Linked DNA regions of Mus musculus: all the other regions are linked to region 6. A link is a loop called in an ENCODE intact Hi-C map of the cell type or tissue named here. Cell type or tissue: left cerebral cortex. All regions are shown on one strand. Each heading gives the region's core, and the rest is flanking DNA. Links, peaks and the distances in the headings are about the cores only. Region 1 holds the start of Zfp120 (zinc finger protein 120). Region 2 holds the start of Entpd6 (ectonucleoside triphosphate diphosphohydrolase 6). Region 3 overlaps Gins1 (GINS complex subunit 1 (Psf1 homolog)). Region 4 holds the start of Apmap (adipocyte plasma membrane associated protein). Region 5 overlaps Pygb (brain glycogen phosphorylase). Region 6 overlaps Ninl (ninein-like). Region 7 overlaps Abhd12 (abhydrolase domain containing 12).

Region 1 (4,332 bases), core at 90-4,089, 860 kb before region 6:
TATGCTGTCTCATGTAAGTCTCTCTTAGGTTCAGGCCCCAGGTGATATTTTAAGCAATTTAAATATGAACTGGAGACCGAAAGTCCCACAGATGGGAGATTTACACAGCAAAGATATAACCAGAATTATTTTTAAGTATACCAGTGCACTGAAACAGCAGGCCACTCTTTGGTGATGGGGTTCTGAGTTTGAGGTGCCAGAAGATGAGAAGGTTGGAAAAGTAGAAGAAAGCAGTGGTGGCAAACGCCTTTAATCTCAGTACTTGGGAGGCAGAGGCAGAGGTAGACAGATTTCTGAGTTCAAGGCCAGCCTGGTCTACAGAGTGAGTTCCAAGATAGCCAGGGCTACACAGAGAAAACCTGCCTGGAAAAATAAATAAATAAATAAATAAATAAACGGAAGAAAGTATCAAAGCTGTGATGGGGGTGTCTTGGATAGGCTGTCTTATGCCACACAGGCTTCTGAAGAACAGCATCCTGTATACTTCTTACAGGGGGAAAATGGAACAAGATACGAGACTTTTATGAAGTCAGCACAAACTACTATACAGTGAGAAAACCACAGGAAGGAGCTAATAAAAGAAAGCTGGAGAAACAGGAAGAGAGAACCTCTCAAAAACGTTCCTGACCAAGCCCACACTGGACTCGGGACTGACAACCATAGCCGCATGTGGTGGGATCTCAGGGTCTGAAGCAAGCCATCCCCGAAGGCCCTGGCCCCAGACCTCCACCCGCTCTCCCAAGCACCGTCCTTGCTTTAGAGAAGGAGCTCTATTTTATTCTCAGCACTTCAGGGCCTTAGGGGAAGCTCCCAAGCCTGAGCCCCAGGCTGGCATTGGCTCTGGAGACCTAGAAGGAGCTGTTCTATGCCTTGCTTGACCAGGCCAGTCCTCACCAAAACAGTGTTTTTCCTTTTCAAAAGGTTGTCACCAGCTGTAGTCTTGCCCATGTGGCAAAACGATGCTTTTCTCAAGAAGAAAACCAGACCTTTATGGCACACCAGGCCTTAAAATTGGTTGTGGCCCTATTTTACCCCTTGGAGCCACTTGTTAGAGACCTGCTCTTTGAAGTCAGGATGGGCCTAATTCATGATTGTAAAGCAGAGTTGTCTCCTATGTTATGGTTTGTGGACAAATGTCTGGACAATCCTGGTACACTACCACATGTATTCTAGCATCCTATTCTCCATTCGGCCTTTTTAGCATAGCACATACCTGTGTGGAGTTTTAGGGGCAGTCCTTTCTCACCTACATTCGACTTGCCGTCACTACAAGCATTAGTCTAGATCCTTTACATCAATTTTACTCTTCTACATCACCGCTTAATATTTGAGTGCTATCCGACACACGAGATGCCTTTTACAGGCTCCACAAAATTAACTCGAAATGGGTCTTATACCTACCTGTAAAATGCCTAAATGCTAAGGCCAAAACTTACTATAGAAACTAGGGCTCTCCGAGTTTGGCATCCTGCCAAGGGTATTTCTACACAGAAGCCCTTTCCCCAAATGTTTTGTGTAGATGCAGCCACGCTAGTGAGATGATTCAGTGCCCACCGCCAGGTCCAGAGAGAGAGAAAAGGACCACAGGGAAGCTCACAAGTCTCAGCTTCTGTCAGGCTGCTGTTTACTACTGAGCCCTGGGACGACCCAGCACTCCAGCCCCCTTGGCTCAGCCGCCTGCTCCTCCCCTTTGTGGGAGACCGCCTGGCACTTACCATGTCGGAACTTCTGGGCTTGCCTGAGGTCCCCGCACCCAGGAGCGGTACACAGAACACATCAAGCAGAAACATTCGCGACTGCCAGCTTTAAAAGAGGAACTTGCAAGATCGCACCCGGAAGAGCCCGCCTTCACTTTTGAGTGGCAGATCCGGCTGGATGTCCTGATTGGCTAGTGAATCTGGAGTGACATACACACCACCCATAGGATTAGAGTGTGTTGAAGGGACACAGAGGAATAATTCCAGGCACAGGTTGCCAGCAGAGGCCAGTCCTTTTCCGGGTCTGTAGAAATTTGCATTTCAGTACCACCTGTGTCTGTCTTCCAATTGCTTGCTGGTCTTTTTCCCCCACCCTGGTCAGGGGAAGACCCACAACTCCAATTTGCTGTTGCTGAGTTACCCGCCTCTCTCCACTGTGGGCCACATTGCAAATTTGGAGCTTTCCAAAGCTCCAGTCACAACACTCAGTAGGCACTTCCGCTTCTTCCTTTTGGAATCATTGAGACTTTACTTAGGGAATGTTGATAAGTTCACATATAGGTTTGCCTACCCCTATGCATGCTATGTTAAATCCTCTTCTGAACTTGATCACAAGGTAAAAGCAGAGATTTTTAATGGCATATAGCTCAAAGTCATGCAGAAACATTTTGTAAATTATAAAAGTGATGGACAGAAATGCCTCTAGAATGTCCATCTTCTATTACAAAATCTTAGCTAACCATCCAGTAAATGACGCTGTAAAAGTAGATGGCTAAGGAGCCAATGCTGCCTGTTAATCATTATCTGTGATCTAACCAATAAATGTATCAAAATGTATAGATACAAAAATGTATCAATGTATAGAAAGAACAGAGAACACTAATGCAGAGGACCAACCTCACCTAGGTCTGGATTCCTAAGAGAAGGGGTGTTCGAGAGCAACAGGGAAACAAGCAACTAGAACTCAAATCATGGGTCCAAGCTGCTGGCTTATGTTCTGCTGAGATAGCATTCCAGATGAGATGGCTTCCCAGACTGCTTTCTCTGTGTCTGTGTGTTCTGCTCTGCTCTAGACAGATTTTACCTTCTATTCTAAAACCTCTGAGGTTGAGACAGCTAGCTTTCTGCTTGAGACAGCTCTCTGCTAGTAAAAATTCTAAACGCTCTCTGGATAGCTCCTCAGTTTTCTGACCAAAGTCAGAAAAAACTGATCTAAAAAATTCGTGGCTTTTCCAACCAATTCAAAAAATACTGTTAGAAAAATTCTAAAAGTAATTCTTGGGTTTTCAAAATCAGAAAGGAAAAAAAAATCTGCTGTGTTCACTCTTCACATAGTCTTCTCTGGATAACTGCTAGAAAATATTTTAACAGAGCTGTGTCGCCTCTCTAAGTAATTCTTTGGGTTTCTAACCTCAGACATTAGAATGTTAGAAAAAAATCCTGAAGAGCTGTGTTTGCTTTCCAGAGATATCCAGATAGCTCAGCTCTCAATACTGAAAAAAACATTTTAAAAAGTAGTGCAGTATCTTCCTGCTAGCTCATCATATGCAGATCAAAAGCCTGTTTTTTTTAATTATATATGAATTTGGTTATTTATTCCAGGATCCCTTTTGATTATCCTATGAATCACCAGCCCATAACCCCAGCTCCTTGATGCTTAGGAGACAGCAAGTACATTTTATTTATTTATTTTTAACAATGTAAAAGAATTCAGAAATCTTGCTTAACTCTGTTATGTAGCTGGGTAGGAGTGTGCTGGGGGGACACAGAGTAGTTGCAAGCAGTGGAATGTTTCTATTGAGGCTTACTGGGCTATCCTAGTAGGTATTTGGAAGACTCTGCTGCTGAGAGTGACTTGTACTGTGCAGACCTGGCCCAAGATGTTTCAGTGAAGAAGAACTTCAGTATCTGGCCTAGAGACTGTTTTTGGTGAAGAAGATGGGTGCTTTATGCCCTTGTCTGAAGAGTCTACCTGAGACTAAGGTAAAGAGATTTATATTAGTTGTATTGACAAAAGAAGTCTTTAAAAAAAATCTCAGCAGAGACCTTGTTCTCTTGTTTTGTCTTATGAAGAGTGTTTTAATGAAAAGGAGCAAGCAGGAAGGAAGAGCTACATCCAAGAAAAGAGGTTCCCATTTTCCAACTTTATTAGAATATGTGTGTTAATTTGTACTAGAAGTCATTATTCTTCTTTCTAAGTGGTTCAAGGAAGATTAAAAAAAATAGTTGCTATCAGCACATTCAAATAGGATGTCAAGGGGCTGGAGAAGGGTCTCGGTGGTTAAGAGTACAGGCTGCTCTTTTAGAGGTCCCAGATTTGAGGCCCAGTATCCACAGGACACACATCCATGTGTGACTCCAGTTCCATGGTGATCAATCCCACTTTTCTGGCCTCTACAAAGCATCAGGCATGCATGGGACACATAGATGTACATGCAGTCAAAACTGCCATACACAAAAAATATTAAATAAAACAAATCCTTTCTCTCAAAAGTTGAATTCATCAGGCTATTTTTATTTCTTTCTTTATTTTTAAACAACCAACCGAATACATAAATATGTAAGTAAGTAAGTAAGTAAATAAATAAATAAATAAATAAATAAATAAGTGAATGGGTTGGTGTCAGAGGAGTAA
Region 2 (4,332 bases), core at 219-4,218, 250 kb before region 6:
AGCTCGGAGAGGTCCACTGTAAATGAAACAGTCTGAGAAGGTGGCATTATGTTATTTTAAAAGTGAGAAAAGATCTACAAAAGGAAATGCCTGAGAGAATAGCTTTCCAAGTAGTGAGTATGACCACTTGTAAAAACTAAGACAAAAATTCTAGAGAATTTGAGAGAAGTATTGTGAAAGTGGAGAAGATGGTAAAAGATGTGAAGGCAGAAGACAGAAGCAGGGTCCTTACAGGTCCACGAACAAACTTCAAAACACTAGAAAATTAAGTCAAAACTGTGAGGTGCAGTTTTTCTACTACAAGTTAGCAAAGAACCCAGCGTTTGGAAGGACTCCACCGTTGAAGACGTGGGGAACCCATGCTTTCACACATTATTTGTAAGAGTGTTAATTAGTACAATAACTGAAGAGAAAATTGAGTCGTATCTCTGGAGTTGTATTCAAAGAGCATATAGTTTATCATAGCCAATTCCAATACTAAGACTCTCTCCCACAGCACATCCATAGTGAGTAGCAAGATAGTCAGTCCTTGGGATGCTGTAGTGCTATGTACAACAAAACAGCCAGGGAAGTGGGGAGGGGAGAGCTTTTAAGATCCGCCAAATAAGAGACCATATAGACTTCCGTTGTAATCAGATCTTGGTGGTTTTATTAAAGTGAGACAAGGCAAGGTCCAATGAGCTGCTCACATGCTGTTTACAATAGTTTCGCGGGACTAATAGCGATTGCCAACCCTACTCTCACACAGTATCCCCGCACTCTGTGGTTAGCATCCACCCACTCACTCCCTGAGTACCCCATCTTTTCATTAGAAATCCTTGCTTTTAGGCTTTCCCAGCCGATAGACAGGGATGTCCTCCAGGAACAAGACCAGTGTCCTGCACCCCAATGTATAGATGCCATCACGTGGGCAGGAAGAAGCGGAGTCCTGGTTCGGTGGGGAAAAGACAACTTGGGAGATATTCAGACAAATGAATTAGGGACATACATCCAGAGTCTCGCTGCAGTTAGGAGCTGACAACCTTGTGGCTTCTAGGAAGACATCAGAAAATATGGCCAAGGATAAAGGACGCTTGATAGCACCGCATTCTCTATTGTGAATGCATATCCTATCACGAATTCCCTTGAAAGTAAAAGAAGCAACTCGGGTGTGGAGGGATGCAGGAGGAAAGCCTACAGAAGGACGAGGTGATGGATGAGATTGAAGTAACTCCTACTCTAGTCAAGACAAGGCTCTGTTCCTCCCACACCTCAGGACTTGTTAGAAGGATCCAAGATAAGCAGGAGCTCCAGAGCCCCCTACTGGCAGAAAGAAAAATAAACACCCAAAGAGCACATGGCTATTGCGCCTGCGTGGCTGGCAAACGCCATGGCACACGCGCATCAACGCCGTCCTGCCCACCCGGTGACGCAAAGTGCACGTAGGCGGAGACAGCTTCTCGGCGTCTGCTGGGGTTTGCTTCCACGCGTTAAGGCTCTGTTGACGCGGACCGGCGCTGGAGAGCTGGGCGCGCGGTGTGTGGTCGCTGTCTGCCTCCGGCTACGCCACTACCTCTCCTGCGGGGCCGAGGGAGCCGTGCAGGGTAAGCGGGGCCAGCGAAATGTGCTTGGCCCGGAGGACTGACTACGGTTGGTCTCCCCACGCGCGCGAGGGACGGGGTTCCCCGTGGTGCAGTTCCAATGCCTGATACCTCCCTGGGCCCGGAGACAGCTCCGGGGGGAGGCCTCGGGGTCACTTGCGCTCTCGGTCCATTCAACTGGCTGTCTTTCCGACCCTGCTGCGTAGCCCTCGCACGTCTACAACACACCGTGGGACTCGTGAGCTATGCTGTAGGCCAAGCAGCAGGGGTCTCTGCCCGAGTGTAGCCCACAGCCCTGCCGCGTCCATTCATTCTGCTGGCTTGTGCTGACCCGCCCCCAGCAGAACCAGGCCCAGGCGCCTCCCCTTCTGCACTGGATAGCCCAACTGGGAGGCTCAGGAAACCGGGGAAACCCTGTGTTCTGATTGTGTGGAAGGTGGGAACGGTGGTGACATGGAAGAACTTACCAGGGGTCAGGGTGGTTCCACCTGAGTTGGTGTGTGGCCACAGGTGCTTCAGGTTAAAGGAGAGAGAAAGGTCCAGATGTAGACACCCAGAATGTAGGACAGGGAGTCAGTGAGAACACATTTTTATTTTAAAAGCATCAGGAAGTAATTGGTTTTGAGACAACATTGCTGAGTAGGTCACAGTGGACACAGCCCTTCACCCTGAGAGTATATCCCCCCCCCCCCAAAAAAAAATCAGTCACCTGAAAATACCTGGTCCTTTTGTGTCTCTGCAGATCCTGTGTGGTGAGGGGCGTAGGGAATGCTCATAGCCAGAATAGGAAACTCTCAGACAGTGAGGAAGGAGCTTCCCTAGGGAGAGGCAGAGGAATGTGATTACAGGATCTCTCCTGGGGTGCTGCAGAGCCATGAAGGGGGCTGAATACCTAGCGTTGAGGGGAGGTTTCCCCATCCCTGTTACCAGCGTTTTAACAATGTCCTTGAAAATAATGCAGCAAGCATAAAGGTAAGTCTGAATATTGCCCGCCCCCCTTCTCCTGCCCTGGAAGAAGTGTAGACTAAGATGGTGTGTATCTGAGTCCCATCTGGAGCCTCATGGACAGAACGAACCTGAGAGTTACACAGCTCTCTCTCTGTGTACTTAGGTCTGGAAGAACCTACTGGCCCATGCAGGCATAGCACCCTGCAAAAGAATCAGGAGGAGGCAGTCTTCACCGGACTGTTCATCTATCTATATCTATATCTATATACATATAGATATAGATATAGATATAGATATATGTGTTTTTTTTTCTTTCTACAACTACCAGGAGAAATACATGATGCTTTGTTAATATGCTTTATTTTTGGACACATGTGTAGCATGTGCAGCAGTCATTTCCCACATAGCTTGGTTCCTGTCTTTTAATGCAAACCTGAAAAGATCTGGCAGCTGCCAGTTTGAATCAGATGGAGCCTATTTCTGAGATCTAGCCTCCCCTCCTCGCTCGCCCTCTAACATTCTCTGACTCCCGCATCTACCTGACAGGAGGTGGACCTCCCCAAGTCACCTCTGCTTGCCTCTGTGTGCTGCTTCCTGTTCCGGTCCACTTCCTGCTCATTCTCCACTTGGCTGTAGTTCAAGCTGCTGCTTCTGCAAACGCTGTTCGGCAAAGTGCAAACTAAGGTTGAGCTGTTCTCGGTGAGCTTTTTGGGAGTCTGATCAGTATACCACCACTGGGTGTGAGACGTAGCTAGAGAAAAGTAGTCCTTCGTGCACTACCCCTTAGCTGTGGACAAACACTTCAACCCGACAGAAGAAAGTTGATGTTTGGAGTTGAGCCTCTGAAACATGGACACCCTGTGGACCAGTTTGTCTGGTTCTGGTCCTGTACCCCCTGGATATGATGTTCTGTTTGGATTGTTCATATCATCCAGAGCTTGCTGATATGTAAATGCAGTGATTGTAAATGCAAATTGATAAGTGTTGTCAGGTTGTATAAAGGTAGAGTCTTGTATTTCCAGGTTGGTGTAGGGCGCTCAGAGCACATGATGAAGATGTTCGGGCTGGGGAAGGCAGTGGTAGTAGGATTTTAGCAGAGGTTTTAGGATAGGGTCAGAATTGGACAAAATTGGCCCAGTTGATGGCTGAACATTCTGGGAATGGACAATAGTGTGTGCGCAAAGGGCCTGGGATGTGTAGGAGCTGAGTTTTCAGGGCAAAAAGAAGCACTGTGCTCTTGGAGTGCTTGGGCAAGGATCAAAGGTATGGTATGAGGTGCAAGTACCAGCCACCCACAGCAGGTGATGGATGAGAGCCGCTCATGAGAGCATTGGGTAGCTCTTAAGTGCAATGGAACCAAGTGAGATCCAGAGCACGGCAGGAGCTGGGGCCTGGCAAGGGAGGCTTACCCCTTGGCATCTGCCAAGAAAACCGTTCTGAGCCCTACAGGTGGCAGGAACAGGGGAAAGTTTTGTCTTATTTTCTTGCTCTGGGCCTGGGGCTCAGAGGCAGCATTCATCTAACCTGGGCTGCTTGCCTAAGAGTGTTTGAGTGTGACCAGAGATGGGACCAAGGAAGGCCTGCTCTGTGTACAGTGTCATCCCACTTCTGTTTTACCCAGACCAGCTCAGGATGAGTTCCCCGGCCTAGAACTACTGTTCTCTCCTCACGCAGGGCAGCCACAAGGTCCTTCTGCCCATCGTTGTCCCCAGTTCCCATGTGATGTATCCTCTGCCCATCTACAAAGCCTGTAGTGCTTATGTTCTTTGTGGCTCCCCTCGAGCACATTGAATTCCCAGGTTGC
Region 3 (4,332 bases), core at 249-4,248, 79 kb before region 6:
CTTTATGGAGTTTTGGTGTCATGGTAATGCTGGCTTTGTACAGAGTTTGTCACAGTTTAAAAGTGTTAGTGTTAGCTCTTCTTGAAAGGGTTGGTAGAATTTGACAGTGAGCCTATCTAGTCCTGAGGTTTTTTGTTGTTGTTGTTGGGAGGCTTTTTATTATTTCTCACCTCTTACTGCACTTGGGCTTGGACAGTTCTCGTTCTCCTAGGACCTTGAGGTACATTGCCAGGTAATTTATTTGATATCTAATTTCTCAATATAGGTGCTTATAGCTACCACTTTTCCTCTTAGAACTGCTTTAGCTATGTGCCAAGGGTTTTGGTAAATTGCATTCTTATATTATTTGATTCTAGGAAATTTTCAGTTTCTTCCCTAATTTCTTCAAAATTATATTATTAAGTCTCCAAGTACTTGTGTAGTTTCAATATTCTTCTTGTTGACTTCTTGTTTTACTGCAGTAATTTGATAAGAGATGAAAAGTTATTTAGATGCTCTTTTTTTTAAGATTATATTTTATGTATGTGAATATGCTGTAGTTGTCTTCACACACACCAGAAGAGGGCATCAGATCCTATTATAGATTATTATGAGACACCATATGGTTGCTGGGAATTGAACTCAGGACCTCTGGAAGAACAGTCAGTGCTCTTAATCACTGAACCTTCTCTCCAGCCCTCTCTTGTATTTTTTAAGACTTGATTTGTGGCCCAGAACGTGAGTTCTTTTCCAGAAGCTTGTGGGCTCCCTGCTAGATAGCCAGTCTGTGTACCTCTGATAAGCGCGTGTGATCTATGGTGTAGCTTGGTTTTTTAGATTTATGTATATGAGTGGTTTGCCAGCATGTATGTATGGACACCATGTGCATGCCTGGTGCTCTTGGAGGTCAGTAATGGGGTCAGATTCCCTGGAACTGGAGTTACAGATGATTATGAGCCACCATGTTGATGCTGGAACTGAGCCTAAGCCCTCTGCAAGAGCAACAAGTGTTCTTCACCACTGAACCATCTCATCAGCCCCTGCAGTAGAATTTAACTCAGAGGTTTCTTTGTTATCAAAGGGTTTTAATGATCAAAATGAGGTGTGGAGATCACCTACTACTTAGTGTACCTGGGTCTTTGTGACCTTTATAGACAGTTACCAGTATCCGTACCTCAACATATAGAATTTTTATGTCATCTTGTAATTCTTTTTTGCTTTGGTATATATATGTATCGGCTATAATATGTTATAGAGAGATTCTTCTCTAGACATGTGTCTTTAGAGTCCTAATGCCTCTTGTGCCTGAATATCTTTCTCTAGATTTGGGAATTTTTTGTTGTAATTTCATTGAGTAGAATCTCTCAAACCTTTACAATTTATCTTAACTTCTATCCTGTGGATTCTTAGGTTTGGACTCTTGCTTGTGTGGCAGAGCTCTCTGTCATTGTCTCTGTGGTGATGCTTGGATATAGTGCTTCATCTTCTGCTCCATGGCATCTTTTTTTTTTTTTTTAATTCATTGGGTTTTTTTTTTTTTTATTAACATTATCACAATATCAGAGTCTTTGCGGCCAGTTCTTCAGAAGAAAATTACTGACTTTCATCTCAATTTGCCCATTTTGCTACCTTACCCTGTGTATGGCTGACGTTTTCTCTTTAGGGTTTGGATGGAATGAAACCATTGATTTGCATTGTCTTAAAAGACATTGATCAGTCTTTACCAGTAAACTTCTGGAATTTTGGAGGAACTAGTTTGCCACACTTTCTATTTTTGGTCTCTGTCTCATGATGTACATTTCTGTCTGTCTGGATCTCTCTTCCTGTTTTATTTGGAAATCTTTAAGGCTTAATCTCCAGTACTCTCCGTAAAGAAAAAGCAAGTTTCTGCAATAGCAACAGCTAAGAAGCCATTCAAGATACAGAAATACACGCCGAGGCAGGAACGCAGAAGCGAAACTGGCAAAGCTGCTGCAGGATATGGGGCAAAGGCCATTTTTAGAGTGAGTGTGGAAATAGAAAATGAATGACATAAAAGAAGACAGCAGGGAAAAGGGGGAACTAGAAAAACAAGATTTAACACAAGAAAGGGGAGTTCAACAATTGGCAAGTGTAAGGAGAATATATATATATATTCTTAATGAGTACTTAAAACCAGTAACCTAAGGTCGAATTATTCTAAATATATAGAGGGAGCTATTAAAAAGGGGAAAACATGGGGCAAAAAAGAAAAAGAAAAGGAGAAAAAAACCCATTGCTTAACAGTGAAAATTATCTATAAACTAAATTAGATGAATCACAAAACCAAAAAAAAAACCTTTAAAAATGGGGAAGACTGTGCAAGAGGGCATAGACTGTAAGAGCCAGAGCAGTCTGCTGTGAGACTGTCGTCTAGAAATGACACGGAAGCGTCACTTGTCATACCTCAGCAATGTGGCTGCCTAACCAGGACCTGGAAAAGTGCACCTCAAGTAGACTGCTAACAAAGACAGAGGCTGAAAATAGAAGGTGTGGCAGAGTCCTGGGGTTCTGTCCACAGACACAGCACTGCAGGGAGGAGTTGACCTAGGGGTGAGCTGCCTCACTCATTATCCAATCCAAATGGTTAGCCGTGAAACCACATACATTCAAGTAACACTAAACAGACTGAGCAGACATGTGTATATAGCAGTATATATGTTTATCTACACACAGAAACATATATATATATATATATACACACATATATATATACATATACATACATATACATATATATATATATATACATATACATATACATACATATATATATATATATATATATACACACACACACACACACACACACACATATGACTTTGAGGGAGGAAGGATGTTACATAGGAGGGATTGGAGGGAGGAAATGAAAGAGGAAAATAATGTGGTTATATTTTAACTAAAAAAAAATTCAGCAATTTCTTTGATTGTTTTAGGTTTTGGTTTTTTGAGACAGGGATTCTTTGTGTAGCCCTGGCTGTCTTGGAACTCACTGTGTAGACTCTAGATGCCTGTAAGAGTTTATTTATTTATATTTTTGTTTTTGTTTTTCAAGACAGGAATTCTATTTGGAGCCCTACCTGTCCTGGAACTCACTCTGTAGACCAGGCTGGCCTTTAAATAACAGCAATCCGCCTGCCTCTGCCATCTAAGTGCTGGGATTAAAGGTGTGTGCCACCACCAGCCCAGCTATTTTTTCCCCCCACAAGTAAAGTAGAAATGTCCAGGCATGGTAGTGCACACATTTAATCCCAGCACTCAGGATGCAGAGGCAGGCAGATCTTTGTGAGCTCAATGCCAACTTGGTGTATACAGCAGATTCCAGGACAACCAGGGTTACAGGGTGAAATTGCCTCAAAAAAACAGACTTGCTTTGGGGCGCACAGGCCTTTAATTCCAGCACTGGCAGAGGCAGGTGAATCTCTCGTGTGTTCAAGGCCAGCCTGGTCTACAGAGTGAGTTCCAGGACAGCCAGGGCTACACAGAGAAACCCTGTCTCCAAAACCTAACCAACCAACCAACCAACCAACCAACCAAACAAACAAACAAACAAACAACCAAAGAGGTTAAATGTCTAAGTAACACTAAATAAGAGTACCAAAAAGAATAAAAGGTGAGGAGGGATTCTCCCAGAGTTTGAGAGAAAACACAGATAAGGCACTAGAGTACCTATGGCCATTTTTGAGGTCCTCAGCAATTGGAGCCTGCCAGTTCCATTCCTGTGGGCAGGGTAGCTGAGCCGTGGGCCTTTGTCTTCCCTGAGGTTTTTATAAGCTGTTGCTTGCCAGGATCCTGCCCACCTAAGGGAACGGGTATTGAAGTGGAACGCAGCGTTGGAAGCAGGGCAAAAGATGACGATCGGCTCTTCTGTGCTAAAAATGTAACTCGTTATCACTGTTCTGTGCTTCACTAAGTGCTAGGAAGACTTAACTCTTTATCTCTTATAATTCTCTGTGCTTGGTAAGTGTTAACTCTTACTTTATCATTCTCTGGCAGTTAACATACACTATATAGCATTGGAGAATTCAGTGAAGGATTTCTTGCTAAGGCTCCTTTCTTTATTGCCTGGGAGCCTGGCCCCTCACTGGCCAGGTGAGAGGGAGGCTTGGAGCAATCAGTCTTTATTAAACTAGGAAAAGTGAGTCTGTGCAGAGGGAAGCACTTTTATACATGCAAATATGCACAGAGACACACATTCATATATGCATTGATACATACATATTTTTACATACATAGGCCAGGCCCAGCCATCTGTCTCATCAGCTTACATACTTACACACACACACACACACACACACACACACACACACACACACTCACACTCACACACCCCTA
Region 4 (4,332 bases), core at 92-4,091, 390 kb before region 6:
AAAACTGTCTCTCATCTAGTATGCACCACATCCCTTCATCACATTGCTGGTGACCAAAGAAATATTTCTAATATTTCTATCATATAAGTTAATTCCACAACTTTGAGGCTGATCTAGATATTCAAAGTACAAAATTCTGGTCACCAAGTTGAAAAGTCAATTTTAAATGTCTTCTAGTACGGTTTAAGGAGCATGCTTCATATGTGGGCTAATAGTGCATTTTGAAAGTCAGAAAGACTGGGGCCCAAAAAAAATTTTTCTTTTTAAGGATTTACTGTCAGTAACTACTGTCCCTATTACAAAAACCTGCAAGGCCGAATTCTCAGAAACACTGCCAACAATGTCAGTCGGTTCTCTACTCCACGCTGAGGAGTACAGACTGCGCGGCGTCAATAGATGCAGGAGGAGGACCTTCGCAGAAAGGAAACCCAGCATCTTTTCTGACTTCTCTTTAAGGAAAGTGAATAACAAGGAACGCGAAAGAATCGGCTGACGGCAGTGGTCAGGTGGCTGTCCCAGGAGTATCAGAGGTTCCAACAAGGACAAGTCGGGAAGATGCGTGCAACTAAAGAAAGGCAAAAGGCGTTGGCTCCAGCGGCTGGGTGGCAAGAAGGGACAGAAAAGGTCCACAGCAGCGTGAGGGAGGACAACCAGGTCCACGCAAGGCCTCGCCCCGCAGATTGTCCTGTCAGCCCGAACCCGGCTCCTGGGTCCAAGCCGGGATAATGAGGAGGGTTCTCTCCCGTGGGATGATCCCAGCCCAGGTCCTGCCTACCTGCCCTCCTTGACCTCCGGGACCTGGCCATCGTCCGTGACGACCTGCGGCCGCAGGGGCCGACGCTGCCGCAGCCCGTCCGCTTCGCTCATTCTGCCGCCTCTCCACTGACACCTCCAACAGCGCCTTGACACTCAGCAACGCGGGTTTCAGAACTACTCCCTGGCGCGAGGAAATGACGTAAACTTAGCGCCGGAGCTGCAATGCAGGCCCCGCCCCCTTTTGGAGATTGGCACAGCAGTAAGGCTCCACCCCCTGGCCCCAGCCTACAGCTGCAGGCAAATGGTGAGGGGGTCCCTCCCTCAGTGAGCCGAGTCTGGATAGTGAGGCTGTAGCGGGTCTTCCTCAAGTCCGAGTGCTGGGCGGTGAAGTCTGCAGTAACAAGCTTGCAAAGAGAAGATGCCACTGATTCTTAACGAAATGTGTTCAATGCAGTAATCCCCGCCTGAACTGTTATCTTTTCTGAAAAGATTCCGCTAAAGTTCAAAATGTGTCCTTTTGGTTAAGATCAGATTTTGACTGCTAGATCGTCAAGTGGTTATACAATAGACATTTGATAAATTTTCTAAAGGGAGTTACCTAAAGACAGGCCCAAGTAGAAAAGACTGCTAATAGCAAAACTTTAGGAATCATGAAGCAACCACCAGGTAGTGCTTCCACGGTATTACAGCGAGTCGGACATACTCCAGGAGGTGAAGTGAGCAGACTGCAGGCAAATCCCTCCTTTCTGGAACTAATGAGAGCCATGACTTCAATACATGTAAATTTTAATACAGTGGTGATTTTAAAGAGAGAAACTTGGTCTAGTGGAAGCATTTAGCCGGTGAAGGAATGTGGGGGTAGGATTGGAAGAGAAAGGGCGGACAGGAGAATTTCAGGCAGCAATAACCAAGTAGGGCATTGGGAAGGATCTCTAGGATATAGGTGCTGGATTTTGTACCTCACTTGGGATTTTACAGAAGCAAACATGCCATTATCTTTTCGGCACTAGATGGCGATAGAATGCCACCTCAATGTTCTTTTTCCTCTCGCTTGAGGGAAGTGGAGATTTCTTAACACAGTTCTGTAGGGATCTCAGGTTATATATAATCCAAGGCTTGGCAACATGGTACTTGATTCCATCATTGAAGACAGACATTATAAAGATAATATCGTGGGTAATTGTAACAACTGCTGTGTGGGTCTGGCGCCTACCTGGAGACCTGAATGGCTTCCCCTTCTGATTGCATGTCTCTGACTTTGTCATGTTACTCCTTGTTTCCTTGTGATACGTTTTTTTTTCTACCTCCACCTAAACCACTTTTATCATCCAGAATCCATCTCAAGAGTCATTGCTGAAAATCTCTCATTAACTCTCCAGAGTATCCCCGTCTGTGGGAGGCTCTGTGAACATTCCTGAGCTGTCACAAGTAGCCAGTTACATCCAGTGCCTGTTACATGGATTATGCGTATCCTATGCCCAGTGTGAAACACATGGGCCAAAACAACCCGGAACACACACACGAAGAATAAAAAAGAGTTGAATACACTGAACTTCCTACATAAAAGGAATTCACCAGACGACCTGTGAGCTCCTCAGTTATGGAAGACTGTTCATGAAATTCAGGGCTAAAGTTAGAAATGGTCTTGGAACGGATCGGTTAGAGTTTGTAAACTAGGAAAGTGTCTGGAAGAGCCAGTGGCCATATCTCTAAAACAAATAAGTCCACAGGGAATTGCTGGGAGATACACTCATGGCCTTATCTTGAAGCACATGAGTCTGAATAAGCTGGGGTTAGAATAGGCTGAGCTTCGATCATTTGTGTTATGCAATATGACTTAGGGGTTTTCTGTTTGCAAGTCACGGTAAAGTCCATTCTGCTTGTTGTATGTGGTCTTAGTGCTCTCTTGTCCCACATCACCCTCCAGCCCTGCAGCCAATCAGCATTACTGTCTCATTGTACCAACTGTTTGCACAAAGAGAAATGGGACTGCCATGCAAGGTTAGCTCAGGTTTCCCAACCTCAGCACTGATAACATTTGGGGCGAGATAATCCTTTGTTGTAGAGGTAAAGTGGCAGTTGTCATGAGTATAGGATATTTTGCACCACCCCTGGGGCCTTTACCCTTTAAATGTCAGTAGCACCCCACCTAGTTTAGTGCTAAAGTTAATCTGGAACACCAAAAATTTGTGAAAAATTTGGTCCTCAGCATGGGTGATACTGGAAGGTAATGGCATTTGTAAGGAGTTGGCCCTACTGGGACACTGGAGGCATGCCTTTGATGAGGGTATGGGAGTTAATCCCTTTTCTCTTTTACTTTTCCCATTTCTCCACATTGGAGTAGCAATTGCTCACCACATACCCCCACCATAATGTACCACCACAGACCCAAAGCAGCCAACTGATCATAGGTTAAAGCCTTTACAATCCTGAGTCACCGTAAACCTTCTATAAATTGATTGCCTCAGTATTTATTATAATGACAAGAGATTAGAAACAAATAATATTTTTTTAATATCTTGAAACATTGCCCAAATGTCCTGCAAGGGACAAAAGGGCCCTTGACTGGGAACCACTGGGTGAGACTACTACACATCCTGGGACTTACGATGCAGCTCACTTTCGCTGAAACGCTCGTCTACACAGACGACATTTATCACAACAAAAATGGGGCCATCCCAGCATGGAAAAAGAAGCACATGATATTATGCAGTCATCTCCCAATGTGGTAAATTAGACAAAATAGAAACAAACCTGAATTTAGTCTTAAGCTTTACCCTCTAATCCCATACTGATTCAATTCTTTATACAGATACTTCCCAAATGCCTGTCAGGTCCTAAGGGTTGTTACAAAACAAAGGTCCTCAGATGTGTCTATATTCATGGTTGTAAATGGGGAGGGAAGATAGAAAACATAGATGACTGTTATAAAGGAGTGGCACAAAGGACAGGCTAGGTATCCTGAGACCTTCAGGGAAAGCTGTGCTGACATAGGAGTAAACCAGCGGAGCATGTGCACCAACTCTGGATAAGTAAGATTCCAGATGAAGAGCTGGGAGGATAGAGAAGGGCAAGAGACAAAGTAGGAGGACTTGAGGGGTCCTGAGGTTGGTGACCAAGGGGTGATAAGCAAGGGTAGGCTTCAGGGTCCACTGATGAATGATGAACCATCTAAAGGGGACAGCAAATGACTAGAAAGTGGAAAGAAGGGCCCAGAGAGAGAACTAAATGGTTAAGCACATTTGCTCTTGTAGAGGGTCCTGGTTCAGTTTCCACCACCCACGTGGCAGTTTACAACTGTCTACAACTCCATTTCCAGGCGATCCAAAACCCTTGTCTAGCCTCTGTGGGCCCCAAGCACACATATGTGTATATACATACTTTCAGACAAAACATTTACATTAAGTGCATAAATAAGTAGTTTTTGAGTGGAATAGCAGTATTGAAAAAGACCATGTCATAGTAGGAGGCTCTGTTTTCAGGGCAGGTAGGGCAGAAGAGAGTAGGCTCAAGAATGTTGAAGAACCTATGCACAGTTGAGAGAAACAACTACAAGAGCCAGCTTAGGATGAGAGA
Region 5 (4,332 bases), core at 82-4,081, 170 kb before region 6:
ACAATGCCAGAGAATTCTATGAGCGCCTGCCTGAGCTGAGGCAGGCTGTGGATCAGATCAGCAGTGGCTTCTTTTCTCCCAAAGATCCAGACTGCTTCAAGGACGTGGTTAACATGCTGATGTACCACGACAGGTAGGAGACAACCTCTATTACTTTGGCTTTCCAAGTTGGCCACTAGTCCCCACTACTGAGACAGCTGAACTCTCCTGGTGGGCTGAAAACTCCATGTTATGAGGGTCAGATCTGGTTTTATAATCTTCTCTCCGCCTCAGTCCAGGAGACCTTACCACAGCCAGACTCACAGCCACATCTGCAGTGGCTTCTAGTGATACCTCGGGGACCTTGGACCACCCAGCCCCCAGTCCTCATAGGTGTGAACAAGGCGGAGCTCTGTCCCCTGGGCTGTTGCAGACCAGCAGAGGGTGCTCAGGAGTGCACCCTCTATGTGATGGCAGGGAGGTTATCTATGATAAGTGTTAGTCTCAGGGACATTCCCTGGTAAAAATGGAGTCAGTTTGTCTCATTGCAAACTTACAATGTAGTCAGTGTTTGAGGTATATCGTTAAACATGGCATGGTTATACCCAACCTAGTTAGATGGCAGGTCTACAAAGACACTGGTGCCTCGGGGTAGTGTTTACCCTGCTGGTAAAAGTTGAATCTGGTGTTAACCTCTCCACTTTGGATTGCTCTGGTGAACCTGTCTTTAAGGTTCTTTAAAGCCAGTGCTGCCCACTGGCTTCAGACTAGATGCACAGCACAGAGTGGGACCCTGTTGGAGGCTACGATGAGGGACTTTTAAATAGTGAGTCATGCCTCTGCCTAGATAATAAAATAAAATGCACCGTGGGCTTGCCGTTTGGGTTGTGCACTTCTAACACCTATTTTGGAAATGACAATTTCCTTAAAAGAAATTGGTGAAACCAGACTTTCTAAAAAGCACCTCCAGAACCTAAGGACTCTCAGAGAAGCCTGTGGACTTAGTACAGCCTGGTACCCACAGGCAGAATAGTCTCCACTTTGGCCCCCAACAGAGCTGGGAGGATATGAACGGCATTAGTTTGGGCCAATCAACTGGCTGGGAAATTGTCCTCTGGGAAATACCAGAGGACAGGCATTCTAGGCTGGGCTCCTTACCCACTGCACATCCTGCCCTGACCCAGCCTCCTACTCCTGTTTCAGATTCAAGGTATTTGCAGACTATGAAGCCTACATCCAATGCCAGGCCCAGGTGGACCGTCTATACCGGGTAAGGCTTGTGGGCCTAGATGTGTTTGGCTAGGTCTGTGTGGATCTGTTTGGGGGTTAGACCACTTCTCAACCCATGGTTGAGACCAGAGGGGTGGGCTGCTCTGATATCAGTCTGTCCAGCCTGTTTCTAGGTCAGCTCTCCGGGCATTAGGTGTCATGAGGAAAACCTTTTCTGATAGTCAAAACTAGAATAAGGAACCTGAAAATATCACCCACGGGTCTGGCCCACGAGAATCAAGATCTTCCTAGAAGGCTCCTTCCATTGACGTCTGGAGCCTCCAGTCCGGGGACAGTTTTGAAGTTCTAGAGCAAGCTGTAATGAAGCTGAAGTCTTACAAGGGAGTGCTTAGTCATTTTTGGACACTGGGTCTGCCTGTGGCAGTTGCTCACCAGTTTGTGCTCTTGGCTTAATGTTGCGAGCCATGCCTTAGGAGCCTCTAGAAGACAAAACAGTAATCCTGTCTTAAGCAACCGGTCCCTTAATCCAGTGTGTCTCTTCTGGCCAAGTGAGGGCTTTTCTGTGAGCACATGGCTGCAGTCTCTTCTACCACAGGCTGCCCCAAGGCTCAGAGTTTATCTGTTAATGTCATCATGCTCTGAAGGCTTGGGCTCCTAGGATCCCTTAGCTCTGCCAAATGCTAATCAGTCTGTTTTTCCCTTCACAGAATTCCAAGGAGTGGACTAAAAAGGTGATCAGGAATATAGCCTGCTCTGGCAAGTTCTCCAGTGACCGGACCATCACTGAATACGCCCGGGAGATCTGGGGTGTGGAGCCCTCTGACCTGCAGATCCCACCCCCCAACCTCCCCAAGGACTAATTAATTATCCCACACAGTGAGAGCAGTGGCTTGCTTAGCTGACTGTGCCCACGCCAGTCTTCAGGCACTGCAAGCAGCCGCTGGTCCCTGCTATCCGAAGTGCCATGCTTCCAGGAAGGACCATGGGAATGGTTTTGAGGACCTGGATGAGGAAGAAGGCGTGGCATCCTCCTGGCTTCTTACAGAAGAACTGTTGCAGAGTTCACAGCACAGATGGGCAGAGATGGTCCCCACAGCTTCAGCCCATCATCATCCCCAGAGGCCGAGCAGGGAGGGAGTGGAGCTGAGCCCCTGAAATCCTGCACGTAGCTGAGTGAGCTTAAGCCTTTAGTTTGGGGTGTGAATAGGGATCTGTGGTAGCCAGTGTTCCTATGTTCTGCTAGTACCTGGGTCACCAGCCATAGGGTACAGCCAGCCCCAGTGTGTGGTCTTGTTGGCCTGCTGGGTAGAACCTTTGCTTCAGGCTTCATGCTCACAGCTTCCTGTCCTTTGCCCTTGACTGTACTGAGTATGTGGGTGGTTGACCCATATAGGCCATGCCTCTAGCCATCTGTGGAACCCTGTGGGTGTCAAGTAGAACCCAGAACCCCTGGAGAGGAGCACTGAAGAGAGAGAGACCTTTATCCCGTAACTGAGACCTTGGTTGAGGACTGGCAATTTTATAGAGGGTTGGTTTAGTTCTTTGCTTTTTCAACAGGAAATAACACTTCAGGAGGAACTGAAACTAGCTAAGCCTTCCTTTTTAGCAAGTAAACCTTGAACTTGGTCAGTGTGGATATTTCTGCTAGGCTGACGACTAAGCTGCTGGCCCTGCAGAGGGTCCAGTGTACACTCCACTCTGCTACAGCAGCATGGTGAGGACCCACCACAGGAGCTGTGCTCCTCAGAGGGCAGAATCTACATTAAGTGCCGCCCAAAGGAGAGTGCGTTGTCATAGAAACCACATAAAACTATCCTTCCAGAGGCTTCACCACCTTGCACTGCTCTATCTGGTTGGGGGTGGGCAGGAGAACCCCTCGCTTTCCCCACCATGGGAGCATTTGCTGGGAAGTGTCTTTTCAGGACTTAAATCACCGGAGCCACTGTGGTAGCTTGTGGGGGTGGGTGGGCAGGTTCTAGGGCTGGTCATCTGCTGCCCTGTGCATGAGGTCCCCTGAAGCCGCAATACATGACCACCCTTCTACTACTTGCTATTACCTCCTTGTATGAGAAATGGATTAAACTTCTATGCCTATGGTTGGTCACTGTGGTATCTGCATTTCCACCATGACATACAGTTTCAGGTAACTCCCTCGAGAGGCTAGAGGATATAAGCCTGGATAGTCACCCTGTGGAATAGGCTGCAGTTGTCCCTTTGTAGCCAGGCGCAAGTTGCTGGCACAGACCAGTTTATACAAGGACCCTGATGGTGGGTACCACGGGCTGGGTTCAGTAAAGCTAAATCCCTGGCCTAGAGTGAGGCAGGGAAGGCCTGTTTCCCGTGTCGTGAGGATCACTTAGGGAGCCGGCGCTATGATACTTTGCTGTGGGTGAGCATGAGTTCCAGACATGGGTCCTTTAACTAGCCCACGGCTGCTCCTCATGTCAGGTCTTGCTACGCCTTGTGCTCTAACTTCTCAGCCCTGCTTAGTCTGCAGGTGGACAGCTTTAGGTCAGGCTGCTTTGACAAAAGGCCAAACACACTTGGACCAAGACACTGGTGAAATGAGTCTGGCCGGTTCCCAGGTCCTGGTTATACGGCTCATATCCTCTGGAAGATCAGTGCTTCTGTGTTGGCCATGCCAATGTTCCTGCGTAGCGTGGTCATGTGGGCTCTTTGTCTAGGCCTGCCTTTTAGGAGTAGGTGCCTCCGTTCAGAGCAGAACCCAGTGCCTGAAGAGTTGGGGGCAGATCTTTGACTTCTGTGGGGATTGTGTCTGGGGCAGGGGTCAGGAACAGAGCTGTGAGGGGTAGCAAAGGAAGAAACTCTGATTCCTGCTTTGTAGAGAAAACAATAAATAGACCACCACCGAGATTTTATTCTTAAATAAATGCTCAGTCTACGGCCAGGTTAGGTGACAGACAGGTGGGCAGAATGGAAGAAGTGCAGATCCAGGTGCCCCTTACTGTGGGTAATCAGATGCCAGGAGAGGCAGGGACAGCTGAGGAAGGCAAGCAGGTAAATGAGCTGTAGGAGACAAACTGAACCACTTGGAGTCTGTTCTGTAAACGCTAGGAAGGGCAGAAAGAACCATTTTCCTGAATCTTAAGCAATGGTGCCAGA
Region 6 (4,332 bases), core at 96-4,095:
AAGCCAGCTGCTGCCTGAAAGGACTTCACACCCTAACCCATGGGCCAGATGCAGGGAAAAGGTGTGTGTGTGTGTGTTTGTGTGTGAGAAAAAGCCACCAATCCCTGAGCAGGAAAACCTACAAATCCCTGAGCCTCCCCTCACCAACCTCTCCAAGCTCAGGACTTGAAAATCCTCACTCTGGAAATCTCTGCCCTGAGAAGCTCCGCCCCCTCATAAATCCTATATGGTAAGCACCGCCCCTTTGCCAAGTTCCTTGATGTTCATGACCTGAAAGCAGAGGGCAGCCATCCCTGGACCCTCCACTAACTCTCTTTCCTGAGATTCCCTGCCTGCTGTGGCTATTCTGGGAGAAGAAAACCAACAGTGAAGAGAAGCGGTGAAGAGTAGGAGAGGGGCTCCTGAGCCCCTGAGCTCCTCAGCTCTGCAGAGGAGGCTCTCCCCTGGGAGCTGCAGTTTCTGCTGAGGAGGCTTCCTCTTAGAGCTCTATGTTTCCTGGGTCCCCTAGGTTTCAGGAGACCCTTCCCTTGGGACACTGTCCCACCTCAGAGCTGTGTGGTTCCTGAGCTTCTGAGTCCCAGGTTACCTTCCATCCAAGCAGAAACACTTACGCTACACAGAAGGCCTCTAGCCACCATGCTCCTCTTCTCCCACTGAGGCCAAACAAGATAGCTGAGTTAGGGGAAAAATGTCCACAGACAGGCAACAGCTGTAGGGACAGCCCTGCTCTAGTTTGGGGCCCACATGAAGACCCAGCTGCACATCTTCTGTGTGCAGGGAGGCCTAGGTCCAGCCTGTGTATGCTCTTTTGCTAGTAGTTCAGACACTGAGAGACCCGAAGGGTCTAGGCTAGTTGATTCTATTGGTATTCCTGTATAGTTCCTATCAAGACAACTATTAAAAAACAAAACAAAAAAAAGGGCCTCAAGCATTCTCTTATAATAACTTAGACCAACAGATAAACACAGCAACTGAAAATAAGAAAATACTAAAATCTTGAGACCCACAAAGAGAAAGACTTACAAACCCTGTATATAAATTTTGTATCTATCTTTAGATGGTCCTAAACCCTGCCTACCCGGAGCAGCTCCCAACACTCAGCTGAGGATAAAACCTGAAATGAACGTGAGCTACTGCACAGTATGCAGTTTCCAGCCCGAGGCCGCCTTCCCGAGGAAATGAAAAATCAATGTGCTTCAAGAAATTCTAAGAGAACCTACAACATCTACATTGTGCATTTCACAATTCAAGACATAATTCAACATCTGCCACAGAAATTAAGTCGACAAACAGACCAGACCAAACCAAAATCCCCAAAAGCACTCTCAAGAAAAATACACCCAGAGAACACCCCTAGAAGGTCCAGAGGTCGGACCGAGTGGTTTTCAGCCCGTCTGCCACTGTGAACACTCAGGGGTGTGGAAGACAGGTTCTGCGTGTGAACCTTTCTCTGCTAAGACCAGGAACCTTAGCAGAGAAACCATTTTGAAAGGACCAGATGGAAGTTCCAAACTGAAAGCCAAGTGTCTGCAACTAAAACCTCGTCTGACTGCTTAGCAACAGCATGGAGATGGAGGAGGCAGAAGCAGGGACTTCATTTCATAAGGGGAGAGGCTGCCCAGTCTTGAGAATAGGGAAAGAGATCTAAGGCATGTGTGCACACATGTGCACACACACAGAGATGTATACGTCCAACAACGATAATTAAATAAATTAAATAGTTAAAGCAAAAGAGGCCATCATTTGAAAGAGAGCAAGAGGGGAGTTGCACTGGAGTGTTTGGAAGGAGCAAAGGAAAGGGGGAAATGAGGCAATTCTAATCTTAAAAAATATAATAAAAAAAAAGAAAAGCCCCAGAGCTGAAGAGATGGCATAGCAGCCAGCAGCACTGACTGCTCTTCCAGGTTCAATCCCAGGATCCACGTAGCAGTTTACAACTGTCCCTGACTCCAGTGCTGGGCATCTGATGCCCTCTTATGGCTTCCACAGGCAATGCACGCATGTGGTTCACAGACGTGCATGCAGGCAATATACCCACACACTTGAAACATTTTTTTTTTAATTTAAAAAAAGAAGAAGCCTCAAGACTAAAGAGTTAATTTCAAAGGCCCCAAACACAAATGCTAATAGAGCCTTTTCCCTATATGACCTATGTTTCTACACATCTTGCTCTTCTGAGTGGTTTGTTTTGTTTTGTTTTAGTCAACTGACCTTAAAGGTTGAGGGAGAAAAACAGAATGGGGCCTGGGAGGCTTTCTGAAATCTTGCCTCACGGCATGCAGGTCCTGGGATCGCCCCTCAGCACATGACTGAAATCTGGCAGAACATTTTCATAAACAAAACTAACATTTTTTTATGGAGGCAGATCCTGAGTACATTCCTAAGCACTGATGGATGGAGTCTTACAGGGGAGGCATCATGACTGTGGCCAACTGACAGGTGAAGAAAACGCAGCAGGCAGACGCAAGCAATTTGCCCAATGCTGTGGCAGAGCAAACCCTCTAGCTGTCTGAAAAGTTGTTAGCAGGCCGGAAAGATGCTTCAGTGGGTAAGAGACTTAGCTCTGCTAAAATAAATAAATAAATAAAATAAAAAATAAAAATAAAAAAAGGTGTGGCCTAAAAGCACAGACACAGTTCTGGGGTTCACTGGCCAGCCAGTCAAGCTAGGAATAAACCAAAAGCCACCAGTGAGCTCCAGATTCAATGAGAAACTCTGTTCTATGGGAGTAAAGCGACAGGTAGAGCAGGATACCCCATGTCCTCCTCCTCCTAGGGCCTCACTCACATGTGCACGTGTGCCATTGACGTCACCACACACACACACACACACACACACACACCCACATGCTCTTACACCACTGCTTTCCCACTGGCTTTGCTGTAGATGTCTCTAACTTGCTAAAGAAGTTGCCTTCTACAGACCTCCCCTGTCCCCTACAGGAAGCTGTTTGTCTCTACTTCCCTGTTCTCCAGAGAGGAGTAGCCTTCAGCTTATCTTCTCCTGATGGGGAAAATTATGTCCTTTGTAACTGCACTGGAGCCAATCCAGAGAAAAGAAGCTAAAAAAAGATGTGAGTTCTAGAACTTTCTAATCAGAAACCTTTCTTTAGATTCACAGAGCCGGGAAGCCCCAGTAGCTTAGAGAAAACAGCGTTGCCTGGTATCAGAAAAGCAGACCTCCCCACGTTTCTAAGCGCCCTCGTGTTAACCTACCTTCCTGACTCCCTTTGCAGGCCTTGCATCTACCCATAACACCCCAGCAAGGTGGTCTTTGTTGGCCACAGGCTCCACGATGGCTGTCCTAGTTAGGGTTTCTATTGCTGTGATAAAATCATGACCAAAAGCAAGTTGGGGAAGAAAGGGTTTATTAGGCTTACACTTCCAAATTGAAGGAAGTCGGGGCAGAAATGCAAATAGGGCAGAACCCTGGAGCCAGAAGCTGATGCCCAGGCTATGGAGGGGTTCTGCTTACTGGCTTGCTCCCGGGGCTTGCTCAGCCTGCTTTCTTATAGAACCCAAGATCACCAGCTCAGGGATAGCACCACCCATATGGGCTGGGCCCTCCCCCAATCAATCACAAATTAAGAAAATGCCTTAAAATTGGATCTTATGGAGACATTTTCTCAATTAAGGTTTCCTCTTTTCAGATAACTCTGGCTTATGTCAAGTTGACATAAACTAAAGAGCATACTAGCTTTCTAAATAAGTCTTTTTCTTTGTCCAAATAACTGGTCCCTTCAGTGGTTGGCTTTTTCCAGTGGCAAGAAACATGGGTCTTGGCTATAAGGATATAGAGCTGATTAAATGAGTCCTAACTCCAGTTATAAAACAAACATTAAAAAAAATATTTCCTCATTCCTACCAACAGTACACACACATTAGGAATGTTTAGTAGCTAAATAAATGTTTCAGAGTTGGAGAAATGGCTCAGCAGTTAAGAGTGCTGGCTGCTCTTCCAGAGGACCAAGATTCTATTCACAACATCCACATGGTGGCTCACAACTCACTAACAACTCCTAACTCAAGTTCCAAAAGGATTTAATGCCTGCTTTTGGCCTCCACAGCACTGGGCACAAGACTGGTGCACAGACATGTGTATGCAGGCAAAACACCCATGCACATAAAATAACATTTTAAATTAAAAATATTTCCATGAGCCCAGCAGTGGTGGCGCATGTCTTTAATCCCAGCACTCGGGAGGCAGAGGCAGGCAGATATCTGAGTTTAAGGCCAGCCTGGTCTACAGAGCTAGTTCCAGGACAGCTAGGGCTATACAGAGAAATCCTGTCTGGAAACAAACAAAGTTTCTATTAAGTGCAGGGACCTCATA
Region 7 (4,332 bases), core at 96-4,095, 160 kb before region 6:
CCAATAAAGAGAAAGGACAGTATTTTCTGCATTTAAACGTTGCTATCCGGGCACTGGCAGTAAAGTCAGCACCCAGACGCTAACAGAATGTCTACTTCCCTTCCTCCCCTGACAGCACAATCTGTGCACGCCCAGAACTGCACAAACAAGTTGCCTGCCTCACTTCCAAGCTCTCACACAAGTCTGCCCATCAAGTATAATCAGCAGTGAGGGCATGAACCATTCTTAAAAGGAGCCTCACCTCTGTAGTCAAAGGTGACCACGTGGTAGCCAAGGGAACTCAGCACCTGGGAAGTGAAAGACATCCATTATTGGCAACCGGTCTTAGGCTGAGCAGCTTGCTTCCCGCAGAACTCATGCATACAGTGGGAAGTTAACAGACTGTGTACATGCAGCTCCTGCCTGGACCCGCTGCTGGAGGATGTCATAACTTCCTCTGGCTAAGCAACATGGGAAGGGTGCCTTTTCTGTTGATGCTTAGATGGCCAAGTGGCCAGCTCCTGTACCTGTCAGGATGATGCTTTACCACACAGGGCAGCAGACACTTTCGGGTACCGTCAATAGGCCTGAGGGAGGCAGGATGTTGTTGGTGGACCCCAGGGACTTCATTTTAGGAACCTTACTGCAACCTAGTATTCCTCTCGTTTTGTTGAATTTTTCTATATTTTTTAAAGACTCCCTACAGATTTACTAGCTGTTCTTGCCCATTCTCATGAAGATCATAACTCTGTGAGGTGGTGGTGCACACCTTTAATCCCAGCACTCAGGAGGCAGAGGCAGATGGATCTCCAAGTTTGAGGCCAGCCTGGTCTATAGACCAGGCAGTTCCAGGGCAGTCAGGGATACACAGAAAAACCTTGTCTTGAAAAAAACAAAACAAAACAAAACAAAACAAAAACCAAAATAAAACCCAAAATACCAACCCAAACCAATCATTACTCATGTACAGTGCACTATACACTGGCTTGGGAATGCCTAGAACCGTGAAAGAGACTTCCATGCCACCACTGTCACCTACAGGCACTTAGCACTGCACCTTCAGGAAGACAGGTGCTTTCCCAGGAACAGCCTGGTAATCCCTGCCCTCTCCTAGCCAGCACCCAAAGCCATGTGCGCCTGGACAAAGAGAGTTGCTTCTACTAGAGAAAGCAACGTCAGATGCCTCTTGTCTCATTAGCAGACACCTGCGACAGAATCCCCAAACTGCATGCACTGGTTCTGGAGCCACCTCAGAAACTACACAGGAAGAACCATGAAAAACCAGTGGGCATGACCTGGCATGTTCACTCATGAATGGTGACTTTTCAGAGTGGCTGATTCAAGTGACCCCTTCTAGTCCAGCATCCTGCAGCAAACAGCATGCTCCTTTGGGCCATCGTCACTCACCTTGTACAGCTCCACACGGTGGTCACCTCCTCTGCAGCATAAAAAGGAGAGAAACAGTAACAACTGTTAGTGCCCCTGTTCAAGGTAGGGACAAGATAACCCTCAAGAGTCTGGGATCCCAGAGCTGGAGGGATGGTTCAGTAGTTAAGAATGCTTACTGTTCTTTCAGAGGGTCTGGGCTGAATTCCCAATACCCCCACCAGGCGGCTTACACCTGTTTGTAACGATACTTCCAAAGGATCTGATGCCCTCTGACATGTGTGGGCACCTGCATACATATAGTGCACATAATCTCACATAGGCACACATACATATAGTGCACATAATCTCATATAGGCACACATACATATTTTTAAAAAATGTAAATCTGGGATCCCAAAGCCCATTCAAAGAAAGGCCTAAGGTAGACACATGACTCTCGGGATCCACCTAAGTGGCATCAAACGTATTTCCAGCACTTAGGGTATTTCTTAATTATCATATGTACTTTTTCAATAATAACAATACTTAATAGTCCCAGATTCAAGAGATACATGGAAACAACACACCCCCATCCTGCCTGCCCATGCTACCCAGCTCTTCCCAGCATCCTAGGGCTAGGGCCACCTGTGTCCATGGATATTGTGTCAAGGAACTTGTCCAAGTACCTTCCTATTTTGCCCCTCATTTCCTATCCGGACTCCCTGGTCATGGGAGTTCCTTTCCATGTGCTGCCTCATCAGGCTATACTGATGTCCCTTCACATGCCACACACACATGTGGACTATACCAAGACATAGTGAATCCTGGCCCTACCTGCTGGACCTTCATCAGGAGGCCTTTGTTAACTCATAGTGTATGAGAACGGCTAGCTCCCAGCAGAGTAGGGTCTTAGCCAAGCATTTGTTAATCCTTTCTTCATCCTTCAAGCCTATTTTCCTTCTTTTATAATGAGCACTGAGGCCATTTCAGGCATATGGTTAGTGGGAATGCCATTGCAAGGACACACGAATGAGTTAGAGGAGTAAAACATATACACTGAAGCACAAAAATGCAAAGAAATGTGTTCAAGACCAGAGGGAAATCACGCCAGATGTTCTTAGCTATCTTTGAAAGACACCTTTCCTAAACTCCCCAAACCCCCTCCGCTGACTGAAAACAGAAAGTGGGACTGCGAGCTCAGAAAGCTACACCTTCAAGAGACTTCTGTGCTATGATTACTCAGACTGATGGAGCTGCCCGGGGACTGTGCTTGCGGAGGGAGGGATAGCCAGCGAAGCACTTCAGCAGGTGAGCCATAGCACTTAAGAAATGGGGTGTAGACAGAACCAGACAGAATGCAGGCACTAAAGGCAGCCTCCGGGAGTAGGAGGGCACAGCAAAGCATTGAATGTCACCATATTCCTTTCAGACATAAAGCTACAGGAAAGCTTTGTCCTTTTATTTAACATATTACTATCAGAACCATGTGCCACAGCCAACTACAATTTTCTCATTTACAGAAAGATGCTACAAGAGCTGTTTGGTCTTTGAAAAGCAGAAGAGAAACCTATTACAGCCTGTTCTCAACAAAGCAGAGTGCAAACTCTACAGAGCAGCAGCCAAACAGTCTGCTCTTGGCACAGCAACCAGCCTCGTGGGCAGTGCTTCTGGGTTCTTTCTACAGTGCCCTCTGCATGGCTCCATAGCAGATAGCTGCCCAGGACTGCCTTCCCTTCTAGAAAGACCCATACATTGTTTTTCTTGCTGTTTCTACCTATAAAAGGTCTACCCTGAAGCTACTCTCACACTGCCCTGCTGGTGAAGGGCTGCCTCCCTCTGACTCCTTCAGGCTCTCTCACAGGCAACCCAAAGAAGCATAGAAAAAGGGACCCTGTTATTTTCCAAACAATGCTCTTCTTTCAAAAAGGCACCTCCCTATGCCCATTGCGAACAACATGCTGTGGTATAAAAAGAACGTGGGCTTTTCAGGTGGGAGAGCAGCTCCAGCTTAAGCCAGACTCAAATTCAAGGCCTTAAACCCACTCACGAGAAGCATTTGGGATAAAATAGAAAGGCTCAAATGGACAAAGTGTGTACTTTTTCAACAGCCCATTAGGACACACTGATGTTACTGTGTTGATGTGTCAAGACTGCCAGCAGACAGCTCATACACAGACTGCCTAGGACAGACATGCTCAGCCTTTGGCTTTCCCTCTAGCCACTTTTCAATACTCTCTGCTTCTTTTTCAGAAGTGTGAAGAAAAGAGAAAGAAGAGGAAGAAGAGCAGGAGGAAGAGGAGGAGGAGGAGGAGTGCTTGCCTTTTCGTATAGTTGCCCTAGTCTATACTTGGGGCTATCTCACAGACTTGCCTACCACTTTTCAGATCAGAGGTAACAAACACAGGAAGTCGAGAGGGAGTCAGTATTTTCCTCAAGGGTATACTGAGGCCACCCCTTGAGTGACTACCATTTCCTTAAAGAGAAGCCCAGTTTCCTAAACTACACTTTAGCAGACACAGTGCCCTCTGACCCAAAGCAGAAAGAACCCTCCTGTGGCTAGAGGAGCTTAGTCTCTGACAGAAACACATCCCCTTCCATGTGATTCAAGTGCACCCTCCACAGCTGCTTGCTGCTCAGCACTGTCTCCCTGTCTGTGAGCTCTGGGCAGAAGAGACCCACAGGTCCAGAGCACACACGTCTGCCTCCAAACTCTCCAGCCCCAGAAAAGTTGTACCTTTCCTTTGTTCTGTAGAAACTCTCCTTGCATGCAGAAGGTCAGTAAATCTGATTACAAAGACCACAGGCATGCTTCACATAGTCTACGCTAATACATTTTCAGCCTAGGAAGGAGCCAGGTACTGCACAGAGGTCATACTACTTGTGTGGGCTTACCTGGTGCCTGCATTCCCATGCAGGTATAGTATGATGGCATGGTTAGAAGCCAGAGCATCCTCATACCACATCTGGTCCTTCCCTTGGGCATTC

The links. Peaks named below come from ENCODE experiments on the same cell type or tissue, not always from the same donor. Only the 100,000 strongest peaks of a DNase experiment are listed, where the experiment ranks them.
Region 1: it touches region 6 in a loop (4-fold over the local background); 3 of 42 quality-filtered maps call a loop at or near these places.
Region 2: it touches region 6 in a loop (2.1-fold over the local background); 3 of 42 quality-filtered maps call a loop at or near these places.
Region 3: a loop joins it to region 6, with 3.0 times the contacts of the local background. A loop is called at or near these places in 2 of 42 quality-filtered maps.
Region 4: it touches region 6 in a loop (2.7-fold over the local background); 9 of 42 quality-filtered maps call a loop at or near these places.
Region 5: it touches region 6 in a loop (2.4-fold over the local background); 12 of 42 quality-filtered maps call a loop at or near these places.
Region 7: it touches region 6 in a loop (3-fold over the local background); 5 of 42 quality-filtered maps call a loop at or near these places.

The regions. Positions count from the first base shown.
Region 1 is chr2:150,134,853-150,139,184 of GRCm38, forward strand. It overlaps Zfp120 (zinc finger protein 120), which reads right to left and starts at 1,826. Exons shown (of 4, transcript NM_181266.2): 1 at 1,716-1,826. The coding sequence starts at 1,790. In left cerebral cortex, for the core only: no CTCF peak of the experiment used is centred there; a DNase peak (open chromatin) is centred at 1,887; H3K4me3 peaks cover 1,551 bases; H3K27ac peaks cover 815 bases.
Region 2 is chr2:150,747,651-150,751,982 of GRCm38, forward strand. Entpd6 (ectonucleoside triphosphate diphosphohydrolase 6) reads left to right here and starts at 1,431. Exons shown (of 14, transcript NM_172117.5): 1 at 1,431-1,583. In left cerebral cortex, for the core only: CTCF peaks have their summits at 1,321 (motif pointing left) and 2,699; DNase peaks (open chromatin) are centred at 1,359 and 2,644; H3K4me3 peaks cover 1,378 bases; H3K27ac peaks cover 682 bases.
Region 3 is chr2:150,919,934-150,924,265 of GRCm38, forward strand. The region is part of intron 4 of Gins1 (GINS complex subunit 1 (Psf1 homolog)); the gene reads left to right. Among named protein-coding and RNA genes, the nearest start is that of Gins1, 13 kb to the left of the region's middle. In left cerebral cortex, for the core only: no CTCF peak of the experiment used is centred there; DNase peaks (open chromatin) are centred at 1,917 and 3,822.
Region 4 is chr2:150,607,613-150,611,944 of GRCm38, forward strand. It overlaps Apmap (adipocyte plasma membrane associated protein), which reads right to left and starts at 955. Exons shown (of 9, transcript NM_027977.3): 1 at 776-955. The coding sequence starts at 867. In left cerebral cortex, for the core only: CTCF peaks have their summits at 1,035 (motif pointing left) and 1,767 (motif pointing right); DNase peaks (open chromatin) are centred at 526, 976 and 1,774; H3K4me3 peaks cover 1,527 bases; H3K27ac peaks cover 1,231 bases.
Region 5 is chr2:150,828,446-150,832,777 of GRCm38, forward strand. Pygb (brain glycogen phosphorylase) reads left to right here. Exons shown (of 20, transcript NM_153781.1): 18 at 1-133; 19 at 1,183-1,249; 20 at 1,917-3,303. The coding sequence ends at 2,069. It overlaps Abhd12 (abhydrolase domain containing 12), which reads right to left. Exons shown (of 13, transcript NM_024465.3): 13 at 4,070-4,332. Among named protein-coding and RNA genes, the nearest start is that of Pygb, 44 kb to the left of the region's middle. In left cerebral cortex, for the core only: a CTCF peak has its summit at 426 (motif pointing right); DNase peaks (open chromatin) are centred at 2,119 and 2,758; H3K27ac peaks cover 1,316 bases.
Region 6 is chr2:150,998,998-151,003,329 of GRCm38, forward strand. All of the region lies in intron 1 of Ninl (ninein-like), which reads right to left. Among named protein-coding and RNA genes, the nearest start is that of Ninl, 8.2 kb to the right of the region's middle. In left cerebral cortex, for the core only: a CTCF peak has its summit at 1,982 (motif pointing left); DNase peaks (open chromatin) are centred at 1,539, 1,964 and 2,828.
Region 7 is chr2:150,842,005-150,846,336 of GRCm38, forward strand. Abhd12 (abhydrolase domain containing 12) reads right to left here. Exons shown (of 13, transcript NM_024465.3): 4 at 4,240-4,332; 5 at 1,387-1,417; 6 at 242-287. Among named protein-coding and RNA genes, the nearest start is that of Gm23598, 40 kb to the right of the region's middle. In left cerebral cortex, for the core only: a CTCF peak has its summit at 2,514; DNase peaks (open chromatin) are centred at 107, 352, 2,617 and 2,982; H3K27ac peaks cover 3,816 bases.